3 separate regions of the Mus musculus genome follow, and all the other regions are linked to region 2. The links are chromatin loops, found by intact Hi-C in ENCODE. Cell type or tissue: gastrocnemius. All regions are shown on one strand. Region 1 overlaps Sorcs2 (sortilin-related VPS10 domain containing receptor 2). Region 2 overlaps Sorcs2 (sortilin-related VPS10 domain containing receptor 2). Region 3 overlaps Sorcs2 (sortilin-related VPS10 domain containing receptor 2).

The links. Hi-C counts contacts between places; a loop is a spot of excess contacts. Peaks named below come from ENCODE experiments on the same cell type or tissue, not always from the same donor. Only the 100,000 strongest peaks of a DNase experiment are listed, where the experiment ranks them.
Region 1: a loop joins it to region 2, with 2.6 times the contacts of the local background. A loop is called at or near these places in 12 of 42 quality-filtered maps.
Region 3: a loop joins it to region 2, with 2.1 times the contacts of the local background. A loop is called at or near these places in 7 of 42 quality-filtered maps.

What each region holds. Positions count from the first base shown.
Region 1 is chr5:36,136,331-36,138,830 of GRCm38, reverse strand. The region is part of intron 3 of Sorcs2 (sortilin-related VPS10 domain containing receptor 2); the gene reads left to right. Among named protein-coding and RNA genes, the nearest start is that of Gm52810, 8.7 kb to the left of the region's middle. In gastrocnemius, no CTCF peak of the experiment used is centred here; no DNase peak of the experiment used is centred here.
Region 2 is chr5:36,032,628-36,035,127 of GRCm38, reverse strand. All of the region lies in intron 18 of Sorcs2 (sortilin-related VPS10 domain containing receptor 2), which reads left to right. Among named protein-coding and RNA genes, the nearest start is that of Gm52811, 51 kb to the left of the region's middle. In gastrocnemius, a CTCF peak has its summit at 1,152 (motif pointing left); a DNase peak (open chromatin) is centred at 1,118.
Region 3 is chr5:36,128,293-36,130,792 of GRCm38, reverse strand. All of the region lies in intron 3 of Sorcs2 (sortilin-related VPS10 domain containing receptor 2), which reads left to right. Among named protein-coding and RNA genes, the nearest start is that of Gm52810, 17 kb to the left of the region's middle. In gastrocnemius, no CTCF peak of the experiment used is centred here; DNase peaks (open chromatin) are centred at 208, 896 and 1,481; H3K27ac peaks cover 350 bases.

The DNA.
Region 1 (2,500 bases), 100 kb before region 2:
AGCCAGCCAGCCAACCAGCCATCTGTCCATTCATCCATCTAGCCATCCATTTGTCCATGTATCTGTCATCCATTATTTATCTGTCTACCCATCAAGCCATTCATATATTTCAATCCATCTATCCAGCCATCCACCCACTCAATCATGTTACACCAGGCTACCACTGACCTTCTGTCTGTTCAGTGGGGAGAGAAGTATGCAGAAATCCCATGAGTGTTTGGGGGCAGTTATAGGAATGCTACAAAGGTTTCCCATGAGGTCACAGAGCAGAGCATAGTTAAATTTGTGTTTACTTAATTAGTCCTAGAAAATGACCCTGCTTCATACCTCTACCTTTCCTTTACAAAGATCTTAAATCCATCAATTGAGCAGTGAGCTGTCAAATTACTTCTTATACCCGAGCCTTGCTTATGCCATCTGTAAACAGGGGATGGTGTCACACCTTTGCTTCTGGATCTTGTACTATCTAAATGATGTAAAGATAAAGGACCATGATGACTGGCATGAGCTTTAGAGACTGCAAAGCGTCCTAGCAACGCAGAGACTCATTCTCTTTATCACACTTATTAAGTAGCTGGAGATTAATAACAGACCATGGAGATTGAGAATTGAATTAACTGCCGTGGGCTAGATTCTATTATCATAATGATAATTGTGTGCTCATCCAATGAATATTGGCCAACTGCCTTCTACAATCAAGCACCTTTGAAAACTCTCCTTCCTGGGTAAGAGCCATGTAGTCTTTGCTTTAAGAAGCCATAGGAACAATACCAGGCTGTTGGACCCAGGTTCCACGGAGAGGAGTGGATGAGCTACCCTGCGTGTTGTATTGTTGATGAGTGGATATCGGAGCATAGCATGTGGAGGAGTCCCACAAGCATGGTCTGAGCACTTCACACTCTGTGTCCATACATGTTCCATGCCTGTGAGTGCTCTGAGCCTGTGATGCTCTGCATCTGTGAGTTGTTCACAGTGTCATGTGGGAATGTGCCACTAAAAAAAAAAAAAAAGCTCTGTGGCCATTGGTGCTTCATTCTTGAATTGCTCTATGCCTGTGAGTGTTCCACATATGTGAGTCCCTCAGTGAGACTTCTGTGCCCATGAGTGATCCTGCAAGTACTTTTGACCTGTTAATGACCCACATATGGGAGTGCTCTGTGTATATATGAATACTCTGTTTCTGTGAACATTCTATGCCTGTGAGTTCTTCACATGTGGGTGTTCCGTGTCTGTGAGTGCTCTGAGCCCAAGAGTAATCTTCATGTTCCAGCTCCAATTGCAAATGAGGATGATGGGACCCAGAGCAATGGGGTGACTTCCTACAGACTTAGAGAAAGCAGGACATGGACTGAGACCAATTGGAACCATAAAAAGGACAGATGGCTATGTTTGGCAAGAAGGAACTCACAATGTCCCCAGAGCCACTTTAAGGGTCCTGTGACCTCTCTCTCTCTCTCTCTCTCTCTCTCTCTCTCTCTCTCTCTTTCTCTCTCTCTCTCTCTCTCTCTCTCTCTCTCCCTCTCTCTCTCCAGTTGCCCACCTTGACCAGGAGAACTTCAGTTGAGAGAGTTGAGCTAGTGTCTTTTTGGAAAATAGATCCTCTACTCAATTTTGCTTGACTTCAGTGCTTGGAGCCCAGGTCCTACAACCCATTGTATGACTGCTGTGTCTACAGTGCTATGGAGCCCTCCTCAAGAGGCCTCCCATCTGGTCCAGGAGATTCATATACCTGCTCTTATGCTCCATCATACTGACCCCATGTGGTCCACTAGGACTGCTATGGGGTTAAAGCAGGCTTGCTCATCCAGTGTTCCTGCTCCTCCAACACCCATTGCCTCCCACTGAGCTCTGTTTGGTCCTTGGAGTCCAGGCTATAACCCTACAAGATTCATGGGTCCCCAATGCCCAAGCTATGTACCAGGCAGATAGACCAGGGCTTGTCTCCACCCTGTGGAGCTGGGCTGAAGAGTCATGAGACTGTAGATGGCCCATGGACACCCCTTCCCCAACCCTTCAGAACTGCAGTAGGGGACTGATGGGCCTCTTAGTTTGACTGGAACAGGAGGTGCCTAGAGGCAGGCTCCAGCCCTCCCAGCTGAGCCATCTGGGGGGCCTCTCTAGGGTTATGCTTATTGGGGGAGTGCCTTGGACAGGTGGGAATCTGTCAGAATGCATGGGAAGTTTGGAGAGTAGGGCCAGAAGAGGTCCTGGTTGGACAATCACAACCCCTATCAGACTCTGGATCTCAAAGCCACAGCCTGGCTGTGGTTAGGAAACTAGTTACAGAGGTGACTTAGATAGGAAGAGGCCTTGGTGTGAGCACCTCTCCTCACAGTAAGGTCTAGTGAGGCCCCACCCACCCTGTGCCTTTCTCCTGCCAGTGGTTTGAAGAACAATAACATCACCTGTTCTTTATGAGAGAGAGCCCTGCACAGTGACCATTTACCAGTGTCAGCCCAGCCCCTGCTGGTGGGGATGTGATGTCACACTCTGAGTCATG
Region 2 (2,500 bases):
GGGATGGATATAAATACAAGTATGTGTGTATATATATATATATACACACACACATATTTTTCTCTCCGCCCAGTCTCCCACTCATTCTATTTTTACTTCAGAACAAGTGTTACATTTTCTTCTGATTTTAAAAATAATATATGCTCATTGTAGTATATTTAGGAAACATATTTATATAAAAACCCCCACCACATACATAAATATCACCCAAAATCCTGTTCCCCGGGGGAACTGTTAACTTTTCTGGTTCCTTCTGGTTCCTGTAAAACATAATAGTTTACGTGACACATTCCTGTGTCTCGGCTAATAGAAGCAGCTAATGATCCCTGCAAGAACATTTTAAAATGACCATTAGGAAAACATGAACGTCCAGAAAATCCAAAGGCAGAGGGGGAGTTCCCCTTCCCCTCCAGATTCTGGTTAATGGACACTCACAGAGGCAGAGAGAGATTGAGAACACCCCCACCCCCCAGGATTCTGTGCAGTCTCCACTCACAGGTCAGCAGGATTCCATATCTTTAGCTAACAGATATGAAGGCTAATATATAGATGAATCCAGGATCATGCATGTTGTGCATAAACATCCTTTAAAAGGCATCTGTCTGACTTTAGAAGTACAGGGAAACTGAGCCTATGGAGGACTCAGACTGGTCACACTAAGCACTTGTGTGTGCACCAGGCACTGTGACAGCCACTTCCTGTCAGAAGTGCAATCTAGCACTCAATAAATGTATGTTATAGATAAAGAAACTGGAGCTGTGAACAGTGAGGCCATTCTTTCGAGGTAAAAAGAGGCAGAGATGGCATTGTGTCCTCTGGAGGCCTCAGGACTCCAGGCAGACAATGGCTAAGTTTGTAGCCCCTAGGCCTAAGCTGTACAACCCTCCCTTCTCCTCCCACCCCAACACACACACACACACACACACACACACACACACACACACACACACACACCGAGGTCCTCTTGCTGATTGAGGCAGCCATCAGATACATACAAATGTATCTCCATTTGTATTGAGATCACAGATCAGAGCTCCTGGTCTGCCTGGGGTTCGCTGGACCCTCAGACAGAACCAGAGGAGGCTCTCAAACTCCTGGCCAGACATCCTGGAAACATGGCCATTTGCTGCCCCCTAGAGCTTAAAGCTAGTAACTACAGTACATCTGCAGATAGGCTGGGTCCCCAGGACAAGAGAACAGAGCATCTTCGGAACCCTTGCAGGGCTGCTTGTCAGGCTCAGACTGGAGTGGGCAGAATTGAGGGGAGCAACACAAAGATGCCTTGAAATAGGGGTTCCTGGGCCACCCGGGAGGCCTGGGAGGGAAGCGGGGAGGAGCATGGGACTGAAGATAGGCATATACACACTTAAACGGTGACACTAACTCCCTCCCACACTCACACACACTTTACAGGCACAGTGTGCACTCCTCCACTACACACACACACCTACCATTACACATCACTGGTCTTGAAAACAGGGCTGGGTGTGAGGAGCCTGCGTTTCCTAAGTATCTAAGAATTCACAGTGTTGGGGGATGGAGGCCAGACCCATAGATACCCTCCAGTCTGTAGCTGCCTTACACTTGACAGGTGCAGAACAGACTTGGGGAGTTGGCATCTCCATCCAGCAACGGCACCTCCCCCAGCCAGACCTCAGACACAAACCCAAAATAGATCACACACCTGCGTAGGATACGGGGAGGTGTAAACTTTTAGGACCCCACACCAAAGCCATCCCAGAAGCACAGACTGGGGATCCTCAGCACAAATGGGGCTCCAGGCTGTGGAATGAAGCAACATCTAGATTTGAAACCCCAGGGAAACTGTTGAGAAGATAAAGGCAGCTATAGACAGGAGGGCATCTGTGGGCACAGCCCAGTGAGCAGCGGAGCTGGACCATGCAAAGGTCTCTCTAGCTCTGCAGCATGGAATGGGCGTGAGACATGAGGGACAGTGGGCAGGGCAGGATGGACGATGTAAGCAAAGGCGTGCACTCAAGGATGGGAACGGGAACCCATGCCTTGAGTGCTACCAAGAACTCTTCCCCTCATAGGAATGAATTGGGTGTTGTCTTAGGGTTTCTATTCCTGCACAAAACATCATGACCAAGAAGCAAGTTGGGCAGGAAAGGGTTTATTCAGCTTATATTTCCACATCTCTTTCATCATCAAAGGAAGTCAAGACAGGAATTCACACAGGGCAGGAACTTGGAGGCAGGAGTTGATGTAGAGGCTGTGGAGGGTTCTGCTTACTGGCTTGCTTCCCCCTGGCTTGCTCAGCCTGCTTTCTTATAGAACCAGGACTACCAGCCCAGGGATGGCACCACCCACAATGGGTCCTCCCACCCTTGATCACTGATTGAGAAAATGCCTTACAGCTGGATCTCATGGAGGCATTTCCTCAAGGGAGGCTCCTTTCTCTGTGATAACTCCAGCTTGTGTCAAGTTGACACACAAAACTAACCAGTACAGGTGTGGACACACCCCCTTGCTCCTCATT
Region 3 (2,500 bases), 96 kb before region 2:
AGCTGTTTACATGAGGGTGGGCTCATGAATATTTATCTCCTCCTCAGCTGTAATCCAATAATGCTTTATTTATTTTATTGTTTAAATCACCCTAGCGCTTGCTGTGGGGAGCTCTGTCAGCTGGCTCTTGGTCCCTGTGAACAGATGCCTGTCGTTATGAGCCTTATTCTGGCTTTGAGCACACTTCTGCATTTGCTGGCACCACACCGTTGCTCTGGGCTCACTGTGTCAACTGCCTGCCAAGTCCAGAATTGGCCATTCCTCTGAAGTGCTTCAGTCCCTGTTACTAAAAAATAGAGCTAGAACCCGAGATCCACATGTGAGATGACATGCTTAGTGTCACACTGCGTCAGAGTCAGGGCAACTTGCTCTCACAATGCTCTTAGCATCTCAACACCCCTGAGCCACCCAAAGCAAAAAGCAACAACAAAACAAAGGAATGAATAAGTAAATAAACAAACAAAACCCTTCCAGGTGCCTTGAGCATTACTGGACTGTGTAGAATGAGCTAGAGGGCTATGAAGGGGTAGGTCTCAGAAGCAGGAAGCCACTGTAGCTCAGAGCTTGCCTCACAGACGGTGCATCTGGCAGATCCCCCATGGACCTCATGTTTCTTGTTGAGGCCCGCATCTGTGATGCCCTGGCATCAACAGCTGTGGCTGATGAGCCAAAGGGTCCTAGGATGCGGTTCAGGTTTCTAAAGAGTATTCAAGAACAAAGTCTCCTTGCAACTTCTGCAGGAAAGTTACAGGTCAAAATACCCAGTCTGTGTGTGTGTGTGTGTGTGTGTGTGTGTGTGTGTGTGATGACTGCTATCCCAGCAGGGAGTGGGCTGGGATACAGGGAAGATGTAGTCCTCACTCCATCTTTCCTGTTGTGATGACATGATGTGAGCCAGGGTGCCAGCTGGCTCCAACAGGCTTTCTCGATCTCTGACAGCATTTGGGAGAAAGAGAAACTGTGTCCAAGAATCACCAAGAAGGGGCCACCTCATCACATCCATGTCATGACAGATGCTTCCACCCCCTCACCCCGAGGATCTGCTGCTCAAGAAGGGGCTACTACCACCAGCTTGGCATTGGGAGCTGCAGCCTTCAGCCTTCCCAGAGTAAAGAAACCCTTAGATCAGTGGTTCTCAACCTTCCTAATGCTGCAGCCCTTTAATACAGTTCCTCATGTTGTGGGATGCCCAACCATAATAACTTCATGGTTATTTTTGTTGCTACTTCAACATTGTAATTTTACCACTGTTATGACTGTAATATAAATATCTGATATGTCTCCCCTGTGAAAGAGTCCCCCAGAAAGGTCACAACCAACAGGTTGAGAACCACTGCTCTAGAGAATGTAGCAATGGCTGGGATCAGTCTAGAAGCTGACCCCCTGAGTCCTCTTACCTGTATTCAGTGCCTTCTTGGCCCCAGCCACTCACCCTGCATCTTGCTCCAACGTCCCCCTTCTGCCGGCTCGGCATTGCTCCTCAGATTCCAGCTCCTTTCCAAGGAGCTCTGTCTCCTCCACTATCGCTGTCGCATAGATGCTGAGCTCATCAGAGTCCCTGCTGCAGAGCCAATCCTCCTCAATGTCCCCCGAGCCCACCCTCTGCCACCAGGTATCAGGGAGGGGACCTTCACTGTACTTCACCACCCATCCACTCCCCAAGACCTGGCCTCGCTGGCCTGTTTGCCATTCTGGGAGGCTTCTGGTATGTGATGTACTGAGCTTAGGGAGGAGAATAGTGTGAAGCCGCCTCTGTGAAGAAATTGTAATCTGGGGCCAGCCCCACACTCCTGTCCTCTAGTGCTTCTGGTTGGGCTGGGGTAGCCGCAAAATAAGGGAGCAACACAGGGTCTGTACTTCTTGCCAGTGTCACCCAAGTCACGAGCACACAGTCCCTGTGCCCCAGTGTACACCACTGAAACATGTGTGCTTAAGTTTGGCATCCAGGCATGTATTATCCTCAGGAATTCATGGGAGTGGTGGTTGCTGGGGGCGGGGGTGGGGAGAGGTGACATTCTAGGCAGTGGATTCTGGAGTCAATGACAGCAGCTGCAGACGGCTACCATAAGGGGAAAGCCTCAGGGACACTGAATGATATGGGAGGGACTCTCAGCCTACACCCTCAGAGCTCCCCAGGGAGCCTGGGAGCCTCACTTGAGAGTCAGTGTTGCAAGGCTCAGCTCTGCAGGATTCCCTGGGCTGCATGCTCCAGGCCACATTCACACCACACATGTCTGTGCACACATATGTGGAGTTGCTCTATGCACAGAGACACACAAATATCTACTCTTATGTGCATACCACTAACTGAAATGTACATGTGTTGCCCAGAACTTCTGTCCCCTCTCTGGACAGTGTCAATGGCTCTCCAAGGATCATTTTTGATTTTCTTGAGACCCTGCTCTATTTGTAGACCACGGTTTGAGGCAGGAGACTGGGTGTCATGTGATCACAGAAGATGAATGTGCTAAACCAGAGAAACACCGAAAACTCATACCAG